Linked DNA regions of Homo sapiens: region 1 is linked to region 2. Evidence: chromatin loops called from intact Hi-C (ENCODE). Cell type or tissue: heart right ventricle. All regions are shown on one strand.

Region 1 (2,500 bases), 210 kb after region 2:
TAACAAGGGACACATTCAGCTAAATTCTAGTAGGCAAGGTTCATTGCTGGTGCTCCTCCACAGAAATTTTTAGCACCTCTACCACTTGACATGATCTATAGCAGAATCTGAAGCTTCCCTCTCTTCTCTTTTCCCAAGAAAATTTCTCTGGCCTTCTCATCTGAGTCATGCTTTGTTCTCTACTAACCAGGTTAATGTGTTTAGTAAATTTTGAACATTCTGGAGACATTGTTGTTGCCAAAATAATTGGGGGAAGAAAGTCAGAGATGCTAAACATCCTGCAATAGCCAGGAATTAGACACAAGAGAAAAATTACCCTGCCCATCGTATCAATAGTGCCTCCCACTGTAAGGAATTTAATGGTGAAAATTAAAAAAAAAAAAAAAAAAAGCTTTATAGTGGGGAAACGGAAAGAAGGACTCTTCTGAGACACCATACAATGGCCGTTCTTCTGCCCCTTAGTTTTTGACTCACGCATCTCCACTAAGGTGATTCTACAAGAGAGAAAGCCTCGCACTTTTCTCCTCCACCAAGTAGCTGGACTGCACTTCACCCCACCCCCACCCCAGGAGTACTGTGACCACTTTTTCTATGCATCTGACCTCATGATCCAAGTACACAAAATAAACTCTGTGGGAATCATCCCAAGGGTTAAAGCCATTTCTTTCCACTTAAAATGGTGATGACTGACCTGGGAAGCAATAATTAAGTCTGAGTATAGATAAACAATAGGCAAGCTTGCACAACCAAATTCCTCATTGCAATCAGGTCAAAGTTAAAACTAATGACAAGCTGTGTCAAAAATAATGACACATAAAAACCTCTCAGTCAAGTGTGTTTAGTTCACAGATAGTCACTTTTAAGCATAAAACAGGTCTCCTATTCATTTGGATGTCATGAAATGGCAAAGTTGATACTGCTTAATGTAGGAAACTATTAGCTGATGCATATTTAGATTTCTGTTTAAAAACCAGAGTGTTAAATATCTTCCCCTAAAGAGACTTTCAAGTTGATCAAAGATACAGGATTGTCCTAATTCTTTTCAAATGCAGACCATCTTTAAAAAGTTAGAGCAGGAAACGTGTCCACGATTAAATAAAGTTAGATCTCTTATGATGCTTGCAATTTAAGATTTTTATCTTTTTGATGGGACTAATCCCAAAGCATTTTATTACTGGGTGAAGTCCCTTTTTCCATAGCATGGGTTCTGAGTCCAAGACCCAACAGGTCACAATTTTGCCTTTTATAATACACTTATATATGATATATAATATAAAATATAATAATATTTATGGAATAAAACTGCTCCAAGGCTGAGCTGAAAAGCACAGAAGGTGCTCAAGTGCTGCACTCCGCCTGCAATCCTGTGCATTCACAGACACTGGGCATCAGGCCTTCTGGCCCCAAACCAAGGAAGTTGCTTAAGAAAGAGCTGGCCCATTCCTGGGGTCATTTAACCTTCACTCCTCAGACAGAGCTTGTTTAAGCATTTTGCTCCTCAGATCCAGATTTTGGTCCCTGGTTCCTGAGGGACCTTTAAACCCCTAGTTTCTTGTCTTACGACCCACAGAGGACCTCTCTGATTAGAATGGAACAAGCAGATGAAGCTGGACCTGAGCGTTTTTCCATGAGCCTGAAATCTCTGTTGACATCTCCTCTGCCTCTCAGCCAGGACATTTTGAATCAGCCAGAAACTATCTGATTTCTCCATTTGATGTGATTACCTGAACACAGTGTAGCAGGAGGCCTAGACAAGATGCACAGGGTTGTTGTGAACTAAAGCTCCTTATTCCTTGAGATTAAAAGATACATGGTAATTCTGCCGCCCGAGGCCAGAGGCATCGAGTTTCTCTCAGTACAGACTTCCCCCACATTGGAAAGGAACTGTCATTAAAAACATTATTAAAGATCTGTCTCCCACGGGGGGCCCAATGGCCCCTCAGTCAGAAACCAGTGCTTTGCTTTTCTGCTGCCCACTGGCTCTTTGTTTGGAATCTAGACACCATCCCAAGTTGGAGGAGACTGGCCATAGGCTCACTGGGTCCTTTCTCAGAATTCCCACCAAGATGCTGCCTAGTAAAGGGATTGCAAACACCAGTCTTTTCCTCTATGCCAACGACTTAATTATAAGGAGCAGTCTCAAACCTTGCCGCCTTGTATCTCACAACCATCTGTGAGAACCACATCATTGCCTCTATTTTGCAGATGAGAAAACTGTGGTCTAGCTTCCATAAGTGACGAAGGGTCAAAGGAAGAGAAGTATCCAAACAAAGAGTGCAACCCAAATTATCTGGCTCCAAGACCAATGCTCCTGGCCATGCCCCTGCCCTGCAGCTGGCTTCTCAAAGCCTCCCTTCCTGGCAGCAACAGAGAGCGCCTGGCCATGCCTTCGTTCTTGTTTACTGGAGAGTTGACGGCAAGAAATCAGCAAGTATTAACCTGCAACTAACATAGGTCTCATCAGCTTTGTACATGAGTTTTTTTAATCGGACAAATCTAA
Region 2 (2,500 bases):
ACAAAACCAAAGCTCTGAGTTATGGGCAAATGGCAGGTGACTTTAGGAAAATGGGGGATTTTCACCACTGGCTTACTTCTATGGATTTTTACTTTTGCATTATTTTTCGCTTCATACAAATTTGTTTCCAGGTCAGCAATGCATTTAAAAATAAATATTAAATATTTTACTGAGCATTTTTAGGTAGATGAGGGTTTTAGGATTTCCAGTCTGCTATAATGCTTGATATAGAAGTCACCTTTGAGCATGGAGTACTTTTTCACAGTTAGTTTTTAGGAACCTAAAATAGATATCATTATATATTATTTGATGTGTGTGTGTGTGTGTGTGTGTGTGTGTGTATGCCTTTCATAAGTGCATGTTAAGTTCCTGGAGGAAATGAAACTTTTCTTTTTTCAGTGTTTATCTTTCCCAGATACAGGGTAAGGCTTCGCCTTTGGTCAGCACTCCATAAATGAATGATTTGATGGTCTTATTCTCTTCCCTGGGCTCCCATAGAAACTATGTCTATCAAGGAATAATTATTACACTGCAGCAAATTGTGTTTCTCCCTACCCAGCAGATTAGAATTTCTTACTGGCAGTCATCTTATTTTATTGTCTTTGCAGATTTAGAGCTTAGTTTAGAGTTTGGCCCATAATAAACACTAAATAAAAGTTGACTCAAAGAAATCATAGCCTTAGTCTCTGAGACTGGCATGTTAGGCAGGAGAAAGCAACCGTATTCATTTCAAGAATGATACTGATTTCAGTGATTCGGATGGGCTGGGAAAAGCCTGCCAAAGAGGAGACAGAGGAAACTGAGTCAGGCTTGATAGTCTCTGTTTTTATGCTTTCTGGGAGTTTTTACTTTAGGGGCCAGACAGGAAGGAAGAATGGAAAAAGACAAAAAAAACTTCCTTGAACAAAAATCAAAACTTTTTTCTTCCTGCAGTAGTCGCCAATGAATTGCCCAAAAGGAAGATCTTATCCTTCTTCCTTCCACTCATTTTACGGAAACATATGTTAAATACTTAGCATCTTTGATTATTTTAAGCTCTTTAAATGAGCTTAAGTTGGCAAAGTTGAAATAATAGAGTATGTGGCAGCATGGTGGTTTCCTATAAAACCCCATAAATAGGTATTCTAATCTGAGATCTTCTGTATATCCTGGAAAATCTTCCTAAATGAGGACTGTGAGCACCTTGCAAGTCCTCAGACTTCATCAGCTCTTATTTTTACCTGCTGGAGGTCATTTCAGTCCATGGAATCATGGCTAGGGCCTATTCTGACAGAGCCATCCTGATTCCTAATGAGGCTATCTTGAGTTTCACTCTGGGGAGTCCAGACTGCTGGAACGGAGACCACTCCCTTTTCCGGAATGCTCCCTTTGGACATATCAGCTCCAGCATGTAGCCTGCGGCAGCCAAACATGTAACTTGCTGGGAATTCGGTAATACTTTCCTTGACCTGTTGGCTTTAACGTTTGCTTTGATGCCCTTTGCCTTTTATTCCTTCATCTGTTCCAGAAGGTCCACCACATAGCCTGACTTCACTTTTGTTCTTTGTTCTGTAATTCTCTATCTCTGAAACAGAAATAACCATCTTTCCTGTGACCTGCCTCCAAGAGATAATGTGAAGCAGTGCTTTGAACACATCAGAAGAAACTATGCTAAATAATTTCAAAAGTAAAGGGATTAGTCATTTTTTTTCTTAAAATTCTTATGGATTGTCATAAAACATACTGATATAGCCTAACAATCCCTGTTCTGTAAAGCCCAAAAACATGAGAAAGTAAGAACTTGATATCAAACTTCAATTCCAATGTCACTTCCTCCAGGAAAATTTTCTGACCCCTCTCACTCTCTAAATCTAATACCTGCTGTTTAAAATTATAAATGTTGGCATTTATAAAACTCTTACTATAAGCCAGACACAGTGTTAATGCTTTATATGCAAAGCCATGTTTCCATTCATTTATTTCCTATTAAATCTAAATATTTAAAGTATATCCTCCTTGCCAAGCTTTGTGGTGAAATGAGTTTACGGTGATGAAAAAGATATGATCCTCACCCTCTTGAGCTACAGTCTAGGGAGGAAGATAAATATTGTATATACACAGAAGAAGATAGAATTAAAATTATTACAAGTACTGTGTAAGAAAACAACAGGCAGGTAGGAAAGAAAACAGAAACGTGAATAGAACTGATATACACTTTGAGATCAGGAGAAAGATGCTTGAGCTGTGACCTGTGAAAAGATATTTAGGCTGAAATCTCAGAGATGAGTCACCATTAGTTGGTGGGAGTTGGGGTATTAGAGCATTTCAGAAAAGGAGTCAGCATGTTCTAAGGCCCAAAGTAGGGAAGACTTGGTATATTACAGGACATAGAGAAAGTGTGGCTGGTGTGTAACAAGTAAAGGAGAGGGTGAGAAAGATGAGATTGATGAGAGGGGCAGAGACTGGAATCTAGCATGATTGCAAGGAGTTTTTATTTTATTCTAAGTGATTTCATAATAAG

What was found. Peaks named below come from ENCODE experiments on the same cell type or tissue, not always from the same donor. Only the 100,000 strongest peaks of a DNase experiment are listed, where the experiment ranks them.
Region 1: it touches region 2 in a loop (2.0-fold over the local background); 3 of 110 quality-filtered maps call a loop at or near these places.

What each region holds. Positions count from the first base shown.
Region 1 is chr12:42,758,985-42,761,484 of GRCh38, reverse strand. No RefSeq gene overlaps it. Among named protein-coding and RNA genes, the nearest start is that of LINC02450, 68 kb to the right of the region's middle. In heart right ventricle, no CTCF peak of the experiment used is centred here; a DNase peak (open chromatin) is centred at 1,394; H3K27ac peaks cover 635 bases.
Region 2 is chr12:42,968,407-42,970,906 of GRCh38, reverse strand. No RefSeq gene overlaps it. Among named protein-coding and RNA genes, the nearest start is that of LINC02461, 190 kb to the left of the region's middle. In heart right ventricle, no CTCF peak of the experiment used is centred here; a DNase peak (open chromatin) is centred at 1,356; H3K27ac peaks cover 2,052 bases.